Regions from separate parts of the Homo sapiens genome. Here region 2 is linked to region 1. A link is an interaction called in ENCODE POLR2A ChIA-PET data of the cell type or tissue named here. Cell type or tissue: PC-9. All regions are shown on one strand. Links, peaks and the distances in the headings refer to the core of each region. The heading gives the core; the rest is flanking DNA. Region 1 overlaps HNRNPC (heterogeneous nuclear ribonucleoprotein C). Region 2 holds the start of NDRG2 (NDRG family member 2).

Region 1 (9,642 bases), core at 2,090-7,089:
AAGGCTGAGGCAGGAGGGTCCCTTGGCCCAGGATTTGAGAGACTGTAGTGTGTGATGTGATTATCCACTGCACTCCAGGCTGGGCAACATAATGAGACCCCATCTTTTTTTTTTTTTTTTTTTTTGAGACAGTCTCGCTCTGTTTCCCAGGCTGGAGTGCAGTGGTGCCATCTTGGGTCACTGCAACCTCCACCTCCCGGGTTCAAGCGATTCTCCTGCCTCAGCCTCCCGAGTAGCTGAGACTACAGGCACGGACCACCATGCACGGCTAATTTCTGTATTTTTAGTAGTGACGAGGTTTCACCATGTTGGCCAGGCTGGTCTCAAACTCCTGATCTCATGGTCTGCCCGCCTCGGCCTCCCAAAGTGCTGGAATTACAGGCATGAGCCACTGCACCTGGCCTTAAATTTTTCTATTTTTAGTAGAGACAGGGTTCAGTAGAGATGCCATGTTGGCCAGGATGGTCTCAAGTTCCTGACCTCAGGTGATCCACCCGCCTCAGCCTCCTGAAGTTTTGGGATCACAGGTGTGAGCTGCCGCACCCAGCGAGACCCCATCTCTTTTTAAAAAAAGAAAGCATGCAGAAATGGTTACCTAACTAACCCTGAGAGGTCAGGGAATCCTTTTTTTATTATTTTTATTTATAACTTTAAATTTATAAATTTATTCCTTCTACCTTAATCACATAAAGGGATTTTTTTTTTTTTTTTTTTTTAAATAAGACGGAGTCTCGCTCTGTCACCTAGACTGGAGTGCAGTGGTGTGATCTTGGCTCACCACAACCTCTGCCTCCTGGTTTCAAGCAGTTCTCTGTCTCAGCCTCCCGAGTACCTGGGATTACAGGCACCTGCTACTATGCCCGGCTAATTTTTTTTTTTTTTTTTTGAGATGGAGTCTTGTTCTGTTGCCCAGGCTGGAGTGCAGTGGCACGATCTCGGCTCACTGCAAGCTCTGCCTCCCAGGTTCACGCCATTCTCCTGCCTCAGCCTCCCAAGTAGCTGGGACTACAGGCGCCCGCCACTACGCCCGGCTAATTTTTTTGTATGTTTAGTAGAGACGGGGTTTCACCGTTTTAGCCGGGATGGTCTCGATCTCCTGACCTCGTGATCCGCCCGCCTCGGCCTCCCAAAGTGCTGGGATTACAGGCGTGAGCCACCGCGCCCGGCCCACCTGACTATTTTTTATTGTTTTTTTTTTTTTTTGGTGGAGACAGGTCTCATTTTGTTTCCCAGGCTGGTCTCAAAAACTCCTGGAAGATTTTAATTTTTAGGAATGTCTTTCTAATAACAGTATGGAAATGGTGTAGAGGAAATGAGATTGGAAGTAGGAGATTAATAAAGGAGATATTAAAATCCAAGAAAGAATAACGACCTGGCTTGGACAAAGGTAATGCTATGAGATTAGAGATTAGGAGGTAAAATTAGGAGCATCTCAGGATGGATGTGATAAGGTGGACAAGAACACAGATTTGGCATGATTGCTGGTTTCTAGCTTCTGGGATAGGGATAGATATTGGGGAATGAATGAAGGGAGCAGATTATAGTTTGAGGGTGGGAAAAAGAATATTTTAAACATCTTGGAGGTATTCAAGGAACATTCAAGTATAAGATGTTTTATTAAGTATCTGAGTACTATTTGAAAATCATTAGGTTTGGGCATATAGGGATGAACAAAACATGTCCCCTGCCCTCTTAGATATTATAGATCATTGAGGGAAGAAACAAAGTAAATGGCACTTTTCACAGTAAGGATCGATGAAGGAAAAGAAGAGCGTGGATGAGAAGATGGCAAGGGAACCAAAATTAGAACATGGAATTTGGGGGATGCTGCCAGGGAAGCTTAGCTACGTGGAAGTAGCTAATGGTGAAGCTCATTCTGTAAGAAAACCATATGTGAAAGCACAGATAATGAGGGGGAACAAGACTTGGCCTCCAAGTAAGAAATAATACTGGAAAATAATTACCAAGAATACATAGATGAGGGATGGAGTTAGAGAGGTAGGCAAGGACCAAACATTTCATAGCACGGGACCTTAGAGGGTCTTGTTTAAGATCCTGTCTTGGGCACAAGTAGAATCTATTGAAGGATTTTGAAGAAGAGGTCTGGTTTATCTTCTGTTGTGTAGGGAATATTAGTGATGAGAACTAAGAGGGCAAGTAGGGCAGTAAGTTTGGAGACCTATTAGAGTAGGCCACTGTCTCAATCTCTTGAAGAAAATAATCATCCCAAGCCTAACAATAACTTGCCCTGGTTTTTCAAATGAGTTTTTATTGGGTGTATTAATGAGCAAAATCAGTCTGAGTAAGATAGGTTGAGAACTGATGAGGCTCCAGGAAATTACTAATTATTTCTGATACCTTGTTGGGTCATATAATGGCTTTCTGATTTGGCAGAAAAAAGTAGCAGGACATTAATTTATGGAAGTATTCTAAACACTTGACTATGTCCAACACTGTTAAAGTTGTGAGTTTGTGTTAACTTAATCATCATCAAAACCTTGAGTAGGAGTAGATACTGTTATTCATGTTTTAGAGGTGAGAATATTGGAGTACAGAATTTAAATAACTTGCCTAAAGTTAAACTGCTTTAGTGGTTTAGCATGGATTCAACCCTGGGATTAAGGGTGCAGATTTCAACACTTAATGATAGTAGACTCCTTTCGTCACTTTGATATGTTGAACTTTTTTTTTTTTTTGAGACATAGTCTCGCTCTGTCACCAGGCTGGAGTGCAGTGGCATGATCTCTGGCTCACTGCAACCTCCGCCTCCTGGGTTCAAGCGATTCTTGTGCCTCCGCCTCCTGAGTAGCTGGGATTGCAGGCATGCACCACCACACCCAGCTAATTTTTATATTTTAGTAGAGATGGGGTTTCACCATGTTGGCCAGGCTGGTCTAGAAATCCTGACCTCGTGATCCGCCCACCTCGATTTCCCAAAGTGCTGGGATTACAGGCGTGAGCCACTGTGTCCGGCTGAGCATTCTAGAAAAACAGATTTTAGTTTGGTTAAAGTTCCAAAGAACAACTTTGGACTTTTATTATTAAAATTTTAAAACTAAATATGTTTATATTTTTGCCCTTGATTTCCCAACACCTTAAATGGCTTAAAGATGTGTATATGTGCAAGGTAGTTAATGTTTAGGTAGATGTATCTTGGTAAAATGTTACCATGGTTGTGATGGCATTGTTAATAGGGAAGCAAGCACATTTTAAAAGTGAGCTTTAGGCCAGTTGCAGCAGTTTATGCCTATAATCCCAGCACTTTGGGAGGCTGAAGTTGGAGGATAGCTTAAGGCCAGGAAAGTCTGGCAACATAGCAAGAGCCTGTCTACAAAAAGCTGGGCACGGTGGCACACAGCTGTAGTGTAGCTCCCTGGGAGGCTGAGGCGGTAGAATTAATTGAGTTCAGGAGTTTGAGGTCAGTGTGAGTTATGATTGCGCCACTGTACTCCAGCCTGGGTGACAAGAGTGAGACCCTATCTCTTAAAGTAAAAAAACAAAAGTGAGCTATCTTTTTTTTTTTTCTAAGACTTATAAAACCGAAGTGAACTTCAGTTAGAAAAAAATTATTTGTGGTTAAAAAAGAACCACGGAGACGGATGCATTAACTAAGCCCAGGGGTCCTTTTTCAATCCTCATCTCACTTGACCTGTTGGTTCCATTTAACCAGATCTCTTCCTTGAAACGTTTTTATTTTTTTTTTACTTTGCTTCCAGGTTTTTGTTACATGTTTCTGTTACATGTTAAACTTCTTTCTGTTGGAGTGCCCCATGGTTCAGTCCTTCCACTTCTCTTTTCTGTCCACACTCTGGGTCCAATTTCATTCAGATTCATTCATGATGTAATATACCACCTATAAGCTGATTTCGACACTTAAGATCAACAGCCTATACTTTTCTTTCGAATGTCATACCAATTCAGTTTACCTGCATGACAACTCTGTTGAATATCCAATATGTCAACTTAAAAGTGCAAAACTGTGCTCCTGATGTTCATGCCTCAAACCAGTCTCTTGTGTACTGTTGCCTTTTTCAGTTAATGAAACAATTTTTGTGTCTCTTGGGCCAAAGATTTTGGCTAGCCATCCTTGACTTTTACTCTTCTCACCTTTGGCCTATTAGAAAATCATGTTGGCCAGGTGTGGTAGCTCAGGCCTGTAATCCCAGCACTTTGGGAGGCTGAGGGAGGCGCATCGCTTGAGCTCAGGGGTTTGAGACCGGCCTGGGCAACATGGTGAAACCCTGTCTCTTCAAAAATATACAAAAATTAGCCAGGAGTGGTGGCAAGTGTCTGTAGTCCCAGCTACTTGAGAGACAGGCATGAGAATCGCTTGAGCCCAGGAAGCAGAGGTTGCAGTGAGCCGAGATCGCACCCGCACCATTGCACTCCAGCCTGGGTGACAGAGCAAGACCCTATCACAAAAAAAAGAAAGGAAAAAATGCTGTCAGCTCTTCAAAATATACCACTACTCATACTGTCGACACTTGGTCCAATTTCAAGCCACCCTTGTCTCCTGTGCATTATTATATATAATAGGTTTGTATTTCTTTTGTCCCTCCCCACTAGTTTTGTTCTTAAAAGTGATAGCTAGATTGATCCTAAAATGTATTGTTTGAAGGATTTTTTTTTTGGGGGGGAGATGGAGTTTTGCTCTCTTTGCCCAGGCTGTAGTGCAGTGGTGCGAGCTCGGCTCACCGCAACCTCTGCCTCCCGGGTTCAAGCAGTTCTCCTGCCTCAGCCTTCCAAGTAGCTGGGATTACAGGCACCAGCCACCAAGCCCAGCTAATTTGTTTTTTATTTTTAGTAGAGACAGGGTTGCACCATGTTGGCCAGGATAGTCTCGATTTCTTGACCTTGTGATCTGCCCGTCTCTGCCTCCCCAAAGTGCTGGGATTACAGGCGTGATCCACCACGCCTGGCCATTGAAAAATGTTTTGCCTGAAAACAAACAACCTAATGGCTGCCTTTTTCAGCATTGAAGTCAAAAATTTTTCTGTGATTTACAGGGCATCCCACGTGATTTGTTGTGTCCCTTCCCTTGCTGTTAATATACTGTGCTTCAGCCACACTGGCCTTCTTAACTGTATTGAACACATTGGATATGTTTCCACTTTAGGGCTTTTCCTTGGAATTTTCTCTGACTCATACAGTTTGGTTCCTCAGTTCCTCTGAGACTTTTTACTCAGAAGCTACCCCCTTAGTGATGTGTCTTCCCTTATTTAGCGCTTTAAGCTCCCCTTCTCCTAAATACTCTTTAGCACTTATCACCAACTGTAGAATTTGTTTTTTTCTATGTAAAGACATAAGAGATATGTCCAGAAATACATATGCCAAACAATTAACATTGATTGCCTCTGGGCAAGAAGTGGGATTTAGGAGATTTGAAACTTGTGTACTATGTGCTTAAGACTATTATAATGATCAATGTGGTAGTATTTTCCTTCTAATTAAAAAGCTTAAAAATGTACATCAACTCTTGTGATTCTGTGTGGGCATAAATAGCATAGCTAGTCTGTGTAATAGGGGTTTAGTAAGCAGTGTTAATAGTTGAAGAAACTGCTTTAAAAGGTTTAGCTGTGATAGAGTCGAGTTAGCATTTGAGCACATAGACTACCGTGTTGCCTGTATCAACATTTGGGAGAGCTTGACCATTTTAAAAATATGTATTCTCTACTGAGAAAGCATGGCTATTTGTAAGAGGTAGAGTGAATTAGAGAACTTTTTTTTTATTATTTCTACCTAATCTGATTCTGACTTTACCAGTCTGAAATATTCTTCCTGTTTTCTAATTATATTGACCTATGGCTCCTGAGTTGATTTTAAAACTGAAAAAACTCCAGGAGTTCATTGAACCAGATTTAGGCTTTTCTGGCTAGTCTTGAATAACATTTAGGAGTTTAGTAGAGTACATTTTGAACAAAAATTTTCCTCCAGTCCTCTAACTAAAATAGGTATTCTGAAGAGGATAAACTATTCATAATGCATTGTCACTCCCTATATTGATCCTTTAAATAAAATCTTCACATAAGTGGGTTTTCTAGCTTCAGAGCGAGAAGAAAAGTTTTCTCATGCTATTACCCTTAAGTTTGTGGAATTCATGCTAGAGTTATGGCTATGCTGTTTAAAATGGAGTTTTTCTGGTTTTTTTTTTTGTTTTTTTTTTGAGACTAGAGTCTCGCTCTGTTGCCCAGGCTGGAGTGCAATGGCACGATCTTGGCTCACCGCAACCTCCGCCTACCGCAACCTCCGCCTCCCGGATTCAAGTGATTCTCCTGCCTCAGCTTCCCGAGTAGCTGGGATTACAGGCGCCTGCCACCACGCCTGGCTAATTTTTGTATTTTTACAAGAGACAGGGTTTCACCATGCTGGCCAGGCTGGTCTCGAACTCGCGACCTCAGGCAATCCGCCCATCTCGGCCTCCCAAAGTGCTGGGATTACAGGCGTGAGCCACCGCAGCTTGCTAAAATGGAGTTTTATTACTCCTTTGAAAAGGAATACTAGTCAAGTGACTGAAGATTGATGTGGATTTGGGAGAGGAGGTACCTCATCTTTATCTTACCTTTGATCCGAATAAAGTAATACATGCTCATAGAACATTTTTAGAAAATACAGCTATCCAAAGATAACATTTGGGGTGTTCTTCCAGGCTTTTTGGGGCTTATATAAACTTCAAAAAGCACTGTCATACAGCATATATATTTAAGTAATAATTTTAAATTTAACCTGAATAGCTTATGTTAGTAGATACAGATCTCTGAAAAATTTGTAGTAGTTACATAGTATTATATACTCTATAATACTACATGGTACATTGTATACTTGTACTATATTTTATTTTACCAATACACTGTTGTACTCGTCCCCATTTTTTCTTTTGTAAACAAAGCTTTGGACAGTCAAAACTACAGTTGTGCATATCTTTATTTTCTTACATTTAAGCCCCAGAAATATAATTATTCAAGGGTATGCACATCTTTTTTGCCGGGGAGGTGGGCAGAGTATGCACTTTTTTTTTTTTTTTTTTTGAGACGGAATCTCACTCTAGCCCAGGCTGGAGTGCAGTGGCATGGTCTCACTGCAAGCTCCCTCTCCCGGGTTCATGCCATTCTCCTGCCTCAGCCTCCTGAGTAGCTGGGACTATAGGTGCGTGCCAACACACCCAGCTAATTTTTTAATTTTTTTTTGGTAGAGACGGGGATTCACCGTGTTAGCCAGGATGGTGTCGATTTGCTGACCTCGTGATCTGCCCGCCTTAGCCTCCCAAAGTGCTGGGATTACAGGCCTGAGCCACCGCGCCTGGCCGCACATTTTAAAAAGTTCTTAAGTTTGTTCTCCAGAAGCTAATAAGTTTAGCAATTTATTGGCAGTGTTAGCGGCCACTAATACTTAATTTCTAGTTTTGTGAATTACTTTGGATCTTTTGCTTTAAGATTTGACCCTGTATTATTCTGAAGGATTTGCTAAGTTTTTAAGTTGAATAGTAAAAATGTTGATAGATTTTGAGTGAAACATTGATACAATGTTGTCTATATTTCTGTGTATAGTTTGAGATTCACATGTAATTTTTGTTTTCAGGTGCATGCACATCTTTGGTGCTATCTTTTTTTTTTTTTTTTTTTTTTTTGAGATGGAGTCTAGAGGTTGGAGTGCAGTGGCGTGATCTCTCTCACTGCAAGCTCCGCCTCCTGGGTTCACGCCATTCTACTGCCTCAGCCTCTGGAGTAGCTGGGACTACAGGCATCCAGCTAATTTTTTGTATTTTTTTTTTTTTTTAGTAGAGATGGGGTTTCACCATATTGGCCATAATGGTCTTGATCTCCTGACTTCATAATTCACCTGCCTTGGCCTCCCAAAGTGCTGGGATTACAGGCGTGAGCCACCGCGCCTGGCCAGTCTTTTTTTTTTTTTTTTTAAAGACAGAGTCTTGCTCTGTTGCCAGGCTGGAGTGCAGTGGTGCGATCCCGGCTCACTGCAACTTCCACCTCCCAGGTTCAAGCGATTCCCTTGCCTCAGTCTCCTGAGTAGCTGAGATTACAGTTACGCTCCACCACGCCCGGCTAATTTTTGTATTTTTAGTAGAGATGGGGTTTCACCATGTTGGCCAGGATGGTCTTGATCTCTTGACCTTGTGATCTGCCGGCCTCGGCCTCCCAAAGTGCTGGGATTACAGGTGTGAGCAACTGCACCCGCCTGGTGCTATCTTTTAATTGTGAAAAAATTTCACATACACAAAAGAGAATAGTATAATGAACTTCCATGTACTTGTCTCACTTTAATAATCCTTGGCCAGCCTTTTTGTTTGTATCTACATCTCCCCATCCACCCCCTTCCCATGTTATTTTGAAGCAAATTCTTGATACATTTCATCTGTAGATATTTCAGTGTGTATTTTAAAAAGAATTAGGACTTAACCACAATTATCCCACCAAAAACGTTTAATAAATTAACTATTTTAATACTAAACATATTTAGAGGCCTGGCATGGTGGCTCATGCCTGTAATGCCAGCTCTTTGGGAGGCCAAGGTGGGCACATCACTTCAGGCCAGGAGTTCGAGACCAGCCTGGCCAATGTGGTGAAACCCTGTCTCTGCTAAGAATACAAAAAAATTACCTGGGTAGGGCAGTGCATGTGTGTAATCCCAGCTACTTGGAAGTCTGAGGCAGAAGGATCCCTTGAACTCAGGAGGCAGAGGTTGCAGTGAGCCAAGATACTGCCACTGCACTCCAGCCTGGGTGATATTGTGAGACTTAAAACAAAAACAACAACAAAAAAAGACCAACAAGTCCATTTAGTATCAGAAGTACTACCCTGAGAACTGAGTAAGGCATTCCTCAATGCTGTTTTATTTCTACGGGGATAACATGGTTGGTGGGGTCTTTTTGTTTATTTGTTCTTTTGCTAACAGTCCTGTATGGAATTTTGGAAGTGTTGTTTACTAAAGGTAGGTTTTGAAATTTTCTTAGGAGTTGGGGGTCTTATGGTTATACTCATTGGTGATAAAAATCAAACCTTTTACTATTCTCAAATTTAGATATAATCTCCTGTTTTGGCTGTTTAAGAGAATACTGTAATAACTTTAAGCCAAATATCCTTGTTAAAAATTATTCTGGGCTGCTAGGTTATTATTTTGTTATACCTGTCTAAAATCTTATCCATAATTTAGAAATTTTAAAATCTCTGACAAATTTTGCATTTGACACCAAGACTCAATTTGGCAAAAAAAACTGATCTTAACTGATGTGAGATTATTTATGTTCTATGTGTGAAATTTACTGAAAATTTATATGTATTCCTGCAGAAATATTTGATGTGGTAACTGTGCTCTCCCAGATGCTACACAACAAAAAAAGCATAGTATTTCTAAAATCTGAGACTATTTTTCCTAATACGTGTGTCTTTTTTTTTTGAGACGGAGTCTCTGTTGCCCAGGCTGGAGTGCAGCGGCGCAGTCTTGGCTCACTGCAACCTCCACTTCCCGGGTTCAAGCAGTTCTCCTGCCTCATCCTCCCAAGTAGCTGGGATTACAGGCACCCACCACTACCACGCTTGGCTAGATTTTGTATTTTTAGTGGAGACAGGGTTTCACCGTGTAGGCCAGGCTGGTCTGGAACTCCTGACCTCAAGTTATCTGCCCGCCTCT
Region 2 (8,237 bases), core at 2,867-7,866, 240 kb after region 1:
GCTTTTCCTTGTCCAGGAGAGTGTTAAACTGGCATCCAGAGGGAAGAGGGGACTAGGAGAGGAGCCAGGGTGCCCAGCTTCTGTGCCAGTTTCTGGGGAAAAAGTTATAAAGGGAGTGGGAGAAAGGAACAGAAGAAAAGTTGGGTGCTCCAAATTGGGGGATGTAGGGGGAGCTCCTTAGATTTGGGGTTGTTGAAGGCTGGGTTTTAGCCCGACCAGTTTTCCTACTGTGGGTCACCTCCTCCCTCTTGGCCTCTCCTTCTTTCCAGTAGACCCTGCCAAGTGGGGATGAAAGGGGCATTGATGTTCCTTGGATGGGAGGGGTATTGCGGGTGGTGAGGGTGGTGGTGGGAGGGTGGTTCCCAGGCAGGAGGGGGCAGGGAAACTTGGGGGTCTTGGGGGGGCAGTCGGTGCTGGTGTTGCAGTTGGCAGCTCAAGTTCCATTGGCCATTGTTCCTGACTGGCCTGGCGCCCAGCCCCCGAAATGGCAACTCAGGAACCAGTCTGAAGGGGGTTGGGGTGGATATGATCCTGGGATTGGGGGAGCTACAAGGGGGGCAGGTGGGGAGAAATTCAGTCAGGTTTCCTTTTGCCTAAACAACTTCGAATTCCCTTAAGCCACATTTTTAATCAACTAACTCATTCCAGGGAGCCTTCCTCCGAGGGGCACAAGGAGAGCTCATTCCAGGGTGTGTGTGTGTGTGTGCGTGTGCGTGTGTGTGTAAAGTCTACAGTGGCAAACCCACTCGGGCACCGAGAGGGACGCGGCAGACCCTGAGACCATCCCCCGGGCATTGCGATTCAGCGGGCCTGAGCTGGTCTCCTATTCTGGGCCGGACTGGGAGGGGTTAGCGGCGAAGCCACAGGGTCTCTTGGGTCCCAGCCCAGGACACTGCGTCCTCCCCAAGCCCCTACTCCACCCCCGCAGGGTTAACTCCGCCCCTGCGCCTGTTTACCCAGGAGTCAGAGCCTCTGGGGGTCCCCGGCCCCTCCCCCGCGCCCCTTGAGGCATTGACCCCAGAGTCCCTGTTGGCCATCCTCTCCCCACCCCCCGCCTGCCCGCGATCGCCCTCTATTTATAGCGGCCCCCCGCATTCCCCGCCCCCACCTCCCCGCCTTGTTGTCCAACTTCTCCCGGAGCAGCCGGAGAGCAGGCGTCGGGACGCAGCAAAGAGAGGAGAGGTACCAGGACTCTGGGCACGAGGGAGTCGGAACTCCTGCGCCCTCGACGTTCCCCCGTGCCCCCTTTCGGCGCCAGCACACCTGCCCCTGCCAGCCGGCGAGACCCCCGCCTCCTCAGCGGCGGTCCCGCCCACCTCCTCCTTTCTTAATCTAGTTCTCTGTGTTCGGGCGGGGGGAGTCGAACTCGTGGGGTGTCAGTATCCCGGGTTCGTCTCCCCACTACCGGTTCCCACCACTGAGTCTGGGGGCGAAGGAAGGAGCCAGAGTGCAATTGCAGATCCAGGTCGTGGATGGGGCGGTGCTGAGGGCAGCCGAGGGATCCCTCTCAGGGCTGAGGGATCCCCGCACTCCCCACACCGCCCCAATGCGGGGAGGGGGTGGTGGAATGTTTTGGTGAGCCGAGCAGAGCCTGGAAGCGTCCAGCCGCCCGCCCCTCGCCCCCCGGCCCCAGCACAACCCTTTCCTGAGCGGCAGTCTGGGCGGGGTGAAAGGGGGGGCGTGTTTACTGGGGGTCTGGGGCGGGTCTGCGGGGAGCCTAGCGCCCGTGGGCGGGCTGGGGCGGGCCGGGGGCGGGTCTGCGGGAAGCCCGAGCCGGGGCGGGCCCGAGTCAAAGGCAAGTGAAGGTGGAAGCGGCCGCGGCGGCAGCAGGTAGGGGGAGGGGCAGGCGAGGGGCCGTAGGGCCTGGAAGGCGCCAGCCGGGCCGGCGGGCGGTGTGATTGATCCGCGTCCCCTGGAGCTGGAGGCTCGGGGGAAAGGGCCAGCACGGAGCGGGCGCTCGGTTGCTGCGCACAAAGGCTGAGGCTCCAAGAGCTGCAGGGCGTGTTTGGGGTGCGCGCGAGGTTGTGTGCAAGGTCCGGGGCGCTTGGCACCGGCCACGCAAGGGTGTCAGTCTCCACGCGGACGGGCTGCGTAGGGACTCGTAGGGACGGGTTCCGGGTGCTGGGCCCGGCCGGTCTCCTCTGTCCTACCCATCCCTTCCCGATGGCGCTTGCCTTCGCGGGCCGTCGGGGGAGAACGGGAGAAGATTGTGGGACCGCTCTCCTCTCCCTTTCTCCACTCGTGGGACCTACACGGAGACTGAGTAGAGGAGAGAAGCGACGGCACCAATCTTTGTGTTTGTTTTTAAATTGTGGAGGGAAACAGCCATGCTCTGCTACCCTCCTCTTACTGGAGAGCTGTCAAAAATTTTGGGGATCCCCTATTCCCCCGCGTTTAGTCCCCCTGCAGATAGAAAATTGAGGCCAAATGTAGTAACTAACTGGGGCAAGGTCACACTGGGAGTGGCAGAGCCGGGATTCGAATCCGGAGGTTCTGACAGGGCCACCCTCTTACCTCCACATCAGCACTTCCTTCTCTCCTCCGCGCAGCCTGAACTGATGCCCTTGTAGCCTATATTGATTCCGGCTCGAGCCTAGAGAGGACGTGTTCTCTGGACTTAGGGGTAGACAGACACTGGGGAGGGTTAGTGACCCGAGGAGGTTGATGACCCTGGGAGTCTGGGTCTTGGCTGAGGCTTTCCGTCCCTGAAAGACCCCAGGTCTGTCTCCCATGTCATTCACCTCGTTGCTGTGTTTTCTCAGACCCCAGAGTCAGAAGGAGTGAGAACCCTGACCCCTAATCCCACTGCATCCAGCCAATAGGAGCCCAGTAAGTGACCCCACCCCGCAGGCTGCAGGCTCCTTCCTGTGCAGGTCTGTCCAGGTGCTCTGCTCCTCACCCACTAATGTTGAACTTGCGGAGTTTATTCAGAGTTGGGAGGAAGGGTCTTGGGAGGAAGGGAGGCATTGGGTTGGTTGGACAGATGTCCCTTTTATGTTGTTTTCCCCACCTCCCCCATTGGTCATGTTGCTTTGGTCATTTTTAGCCCCCTTTGAGCTGCCGACTTTGGGGCTTTAATTGAAGGTCATGGTCAATTGTGAACTCTCACAGTCCCGTCTTTTGGTACCCTGTCCTTTAGAATACTCAGTCACTGAGCTACAAGTTTCACTCCCTACCTGAGAGTGTGGGGTGGCCCCTAAATATAGCCCGAGAAATCTGAGCTACACTTCTGCCCCACCCTGGTATTTTGGTCCAGGGCAGAGGAGGGAGGGGTCTGGAGGTGTGGTGTTGAGGGTGGCAGTGGGGATGGTGAGTATCAAGAGAAGGGCTGTCCTGATTCCTCTTCCAAAGCTTCCACCGATCAGCCTGGAAACGGAGCTGGGGGCAGGAAAGGCCCTCTGTGTGTTCTAGAGTAGTCTTCAACCCCTGGGTCCCTCTGTTCCCTGCATCTTCCTGTGCTGAGAGAGGAAGCCTGGTGTTTGAGGCGATGTGGGGATGTAGAGACAACTTCCCAGTCTCATTTCCTCATCCTGCCAGGCCACCATGGCGGAGCTGCAGGAGGTGCAGATCACAGAGGAGAAGCCACTGTTGCCAGGACAGACGCCTGAGGCGGCCAAGGTTATTAGAGACCGTTTGACTCCCATGCCCAAATTCCAGACCTCTAAGCATCCCCCTTGCCTTCTAACTTCCCAAGCGTACTGATCTTATTCTAACTCACACCACTGCTTCACCACTACCCTAGTCTCTCTCCCCATACACTATAATTGGGAGTCAGGCCCTTGTCTCGTCACTACACTAACCTTCATCCTTTCCGTGTCTCTCTTTGTCAATCTCTTTCTGTCTTTGGTCATTTGTTGGTCTGTCTTTACTTGCCTCTCTTTGTCTGTTTGTCTCTCCATCTGGGACGCCACATGGTCATGTGTTTCTGTGTGAATCCGTGTGTGTCTCTCCAGGAGGCTGAGTTAGCTGCCCGAATCCTCCTGGACCAGGGACAGGTAACAGTGTGGGGGCAGTCCCAAGGTGGGAGGAGGGGCTGTCCTCTTCCCCAGTAGAAGGATGGCCTCTGCTTGGCCCTCTCTTCTCTCTTTGCTTTCTTTCCTTCTATTCTAGTCCTTTCCCTTCCCTATCTCTCCCCTCTCCTTCCTTCCCCTCCTCTTCTCTCTCTAATCTTCATTATTCTTTCTTATCCTCAAACTCATCTTCCGGTATCATGTTTTCCTCAATTCTTGCTGATCCTGTTTTTAATTCTTTGTTCCCTTTTCCCTCTTGCCCACCCACTCCCAGCTCCCTGACCTTGGTGTTGCTCCTTTTCTGGCCTCGTCTCCTCTGAGCCTAGCTCTTGGTGCCCTGTTTTCCTGCAGACTCACTCTGTGGAGACACCATACGGCTCTGTCACTTTCACTGTCTATGGCACCCCCAAACCCAAACGCCCAGCGATCCTTACCTACCACGATGTGGGACTCAACTGTAAGGACCTTCATTCATCTCCCACTCCTGTCTGGGAAGAGGCTGTGGGGGAAGGGTAGAAATGAAACCCAGAGGGAGGGGAGGGGTCAGTGTGGGAAGGAGAAGTTCTCTCCTGGTCTGACTGTGGCATGAAAGGAAGGGTGAGTTCTGACTGGGGGACACGAGTCCCTGTCTGATTCTATTGTTGAGGTGATGTGGGTTCTCTTTAGATAAATCTTGCTTCCAGCCACTGTTTCAGTTCGAGGACATGCAGGAAATCATTCAGAACTTTGTGCGGGTTCATGTGGATGCCCCTGGAATGGAAGAGGGAGCCCCTGTGTTCCCTTTGGGGTAAGAGTTAGGTCGTTACTGCTTCACCAGACTGTGAGGAACAGGACAGGTGCGGGAAAGGTTCGACTGGGGAGGAGGAAAGGGAGGGCAGTGGTTATTCTGGGAGAGAATGAGTAGGACATCCTGAGGTGGGGGGTGTGAGGGCAGGTTGGTATCTTCCTTAACATGCCTCTCTTTTCCAGATATCAGTACCCATCTCTGGACCAGCTTGCAGACATGATCCCTTGCGTCCTGCAGTACCTAAAGTGAGAGGCCTGGGAACCCCTCCAAACCAGAGTTCTCTTTCCAGCACAAGGAGACCCTTAGAACTTCCAGGTTCACCGTGGTTCCTGAGCCAGTTTCAGCTTCTGAACTCAATATATCTTCTTCCTTCATGCTCCCGCCTTGATTATTGAGAAAAGGTGGTGGGTTTGGAAAATTGGCCAGAGTCAACAGAATAGCCCTAATGGGTGGAGGGAAGGAAAAGGGTCTATGCTTGGCCCTGCCTCAGGCTAAGGAGGGCCTTCTCTGATCAGAAAGTCAGGGAGGAATGAAAGGGGGTGACATAATCCCTGAGGAACCAGATAGACCTGTCTCTTTCTCTCCCACTCCCCTCTCCTTCATGCCCACACCTGGTGGATGGGGAGCTCTGCGGGTGAGAGAGAGTTGGGGAAGGAAGAGAACACCAGACCAAGTGTCTTTGGTATTCAGAGGGAGGTGCTGGCCCCTGGGTGCTGTTCTTAGCTAAGCTTCTCCTAGGCACCAGGGCTCAGCAGCTCTGGTTCACCACTTTGCCACTCTTTTCCTCATTCTCTCCATTGTTCACTAAAATTGTGTCTGTTTTCACATTTGCTTTAAGTTCCATTCTTCCCGTTCCTCTAGAGGAACCAGGAACTAAAGCAGAACAAGTTGAACTGGCTCTTGAAAATTGAGAATGGACAAAGAGCTATCTATATGGGAAAACAGTGTGTTGGTTGGCTGGTGGATGGGTGTTTGTTTTTAAGACACTAGCTCTCCAGCAGAAAGCTGGGGATAGACTTCAGGTATCTACCCTGACTACCCGTGCCAACCTTTGGCTTCTTGGGCCCTTCTTTTTCGCGTCCTCCAAAGAAAGGTCCGTGTCTGCCTTTCTTTGTGCCCGTGGACTCAGGAGGGAGGGTGAAGAGTTTGAAGAGATGGGCTGTGGCAGGTTTTGGACAGCAGATCCCATGAGGCGTATATTTCTTTCCCTTTCACAGTTTCTCTACAATAATTGGAGTTGGTGTTGGAGCTGGAGCCTACATCCTGGCGAGATATGCTGTAAGAAATAAAAAGCCCAGAGGAGGGAAAGGAGGGTCCAGACTGATTAGGAGAATACTGTTTATTAGTGCTGTTTGGGGGAGGAAGTGGGCACTAGGTGGGGAGTCAGGCCCTGTGGGAGTCCAGGAGTGGGTCGAGCTTAGCGGGGAGGGGATAAGGCCATGCCCTGTTTCTCATTTCCTTCCTTCTGCTGTCCCTCAGCTTAACCACCCGGACACTGTTGAAGGTCTTGTCCTCATCAACATTGATCCCAATGCCAAGGGTTGGATGGATTGGGCAGCCCACAAGGTTTGGAGGGGCCTGTGTGCTGAGACCTACGGTTGGGGATCCCCTCGTATGGATCCAGTTAGGCTCTGGTAGATAGCCTAACTGGATGGACTCTGAACTTCAAGGAGGGAGTAAAGGGGCAGGAAAGTGAAGCTGTCACTTTGCCTGAGTCTCTTATAATATCCTGAACTTTCTTTTTCTTTTTCTTTTTTTTTTTTTTTTTGAGATGGTGTCTCACTCTGTTGCCAAGGCTGGAGTGCAGTGGCTTGATCTTGGCTCACTGCAACCTCTGCTTCCTGGGTTCAAGTGATTCTCCTGCCTCAGCCTCCCAAGTAGCTGGGATTACAGGCACCCGCCACCACGCCTGGCTAATATTTGTATTATTAGTAGAGATGGGGTTTCACCATCTTGGCCAGGGTGGTCTTGAACTCCTGACCTCGTGATCCACCCGCCTCGGCCTCCCAAAGTGCTGGGATTACAGACGTGAGCCACTGTGCCTGGCCAATACCCTGAACTTTCTCACCTGCCTTCTCCTCATAGCTAACAGGCCTCACCTCTTCCATTCCGGAGATGATCCTTGGACATCTTTTCAGCCAGGTAAGTGGGTGTAGGAGATGTAGAAGAGTCGACGGGAGCAGCAGGGAACTTGAATGCTTGGGCTAACTTCCTTAGCTGGGACAGGATTTGGGGAAGGAAGAAGGCTTACCTCTTTTCCTCCAGTAATTGTTGTTTTCTCTTTCCATCCCTAATTTTTCTCCTTGTTCTCTCCTTCAGGAAGAGCTCTCTGGAAATTCTGAGTTGATACAAAAGTACAGAAATATCATTACACATGCACCCAACCTGGATAACATTGAATTGTACTGGAACAGCTACAACAAGTGGGTGGGCTGTGTGTGTATGCATGTGAGAGAAATGCAGAAGCAGTAATTGGGCGTCATGGGGGAGGCACAGAGGAGGAGAGGGAAGTCTGGGTAGTGTGCAATGTGCAAGGAATGCAGCATTTAGTGTGCAATGGGGGCAGCTTCAGGACAGAGTCAGTGGGAAGGATTGCAAGGGGCTGTCCCCCTTCTCTTGTTTACCTCCTTTGGATTATTGGACTCCCAGAAGTAAGATGATCTTGTGTCCTGTGTCCTTCCTCCCCTTTTGTTGCCCTCTGACCAGGGATCTAGGGCACAAGTGACTATAGGGGCTGTGCTTGGGGCCTGCCTGCCCCTTTCTCCTTTGGTTTCCACCTTTAATAACCAAGATTTGACCGTAATTTTTAGACAAAGATAGTTCCATCATGGGAGAGATAGCTTATATCTGGTTAGATAGCATTGCCCACCTAAAATTCCTACTCTTTTAACCCCTTTCTAGCCGCCGAGACCTGAACTTTGAGCGTGGAGGTGATATCACCCTCAGGTAAGACTTTAAGAGATAATGCATTGCCTGTCTCCCTGGATCTTCCCTAGGAGCTTGTGTCCCTTAGAAGAAGGAGAATCTTTTGCCAGGGAACTTCCTTGTCATGTCCCACCCCATCCTATTTGGTAAATCACTTCCCTCTAGGTCTTCCCCCTTTGAATCCTCTTGGTGGCATCAGCAGGGAGACACAGAAGTGTCTTTCCTCTTTGGAGCCAGATATTTTTCCAGCTGCACTCCTAGGCAGAGGCCAGTGAGGGAGTGCCAGGGGCTCACTGCCTTCTCCCCAACACTGTGTCTTTAGGTGTCCTGTGATGCTGGTGGTAGGAGACCAAGCACCTCATGAAGATGCAGTGGTTAGTAGGGAATTTTGGGGTGAGTGAGGGAGGAGGGTTGGGGTCCTAAAGTGGTGGTCAGAAGAGTATCTTGCCAAGGGGATGTCCTGTTTGGCACAGGGAGATCAACTTTGGGGCACTAAGAATTTGATTCCTGGTAAG

Evidence for each region. ChIA-PET counts read pairs that join two places held together with the same protein. Peaks named below come from ENCODE experiments on the same cell type or tissue, not always from the same donor. Only the 100,000 strongest peaks of a DNase experiment are listed, where the experiment ranks them.
Region 2: POLR2A ChIA-PET joins it to region 1 with 8 read pairs; 2 of 35 experiments call an interaction of 5 or more read pairs at or near these places.

What each region holds. Positions count from the first base shown.
Region 1 is chr14:21,251,444-21,261,085 of GRCh38, reverse strand. The region is part of intron 2 of HNRNPC (heterogeneous nuclear ribonucleoprotein C); the gene reads left to right. Among named protein-coding and RNA genes, the nearest start is that of HNRNPC, 13 kb to the left of the region's middle. RefSeq lists an enhancer at 5,839-6,776. In PC-9, for the core only: no CTCF peak of the experiment used is centred there; no DNase peak of the experiment used is centred there; H3K27ac peaks cover 1,710 bases.
Region 2 is chr14:21,018,622-21,026,858 of GRCh38, reverse strand. It overlaps NDRG2 (NDRG family member 2), which reads left to right and starts at 1,798. Exons shown (of 16, transcript NM_001320329.2): 1 at 1,798-2,829; 2 at 3,538-3,618; 3 at 3,954-3,995; 4 at 4,362-4,467; 5 at 4,677-4,797; 6 at 4,980-5,042; 7 at 6,015-6,075; 8 at 6,277-6,363; 9 at 6,883-6,939; 10 at 7,117-7,220; 11 at 7,699-7,743; 12 at 8,045-8,096. The coding sequence starts at 3,544. It overlaps MIR6717 (microRNA 6717), which reads left to right and starts at 3,473; the gene lies at 3,473-3,545. It also overlaps a transcript of TPPP2 not described here. RefSeq lists a silencer at 1,676-1,965 and an enhancer at 6,145-7,344. In PC-9, for the core only: no CTCF peak of the experiment used is centred there; a DNase peak (open chromatin) is centred at 5,668.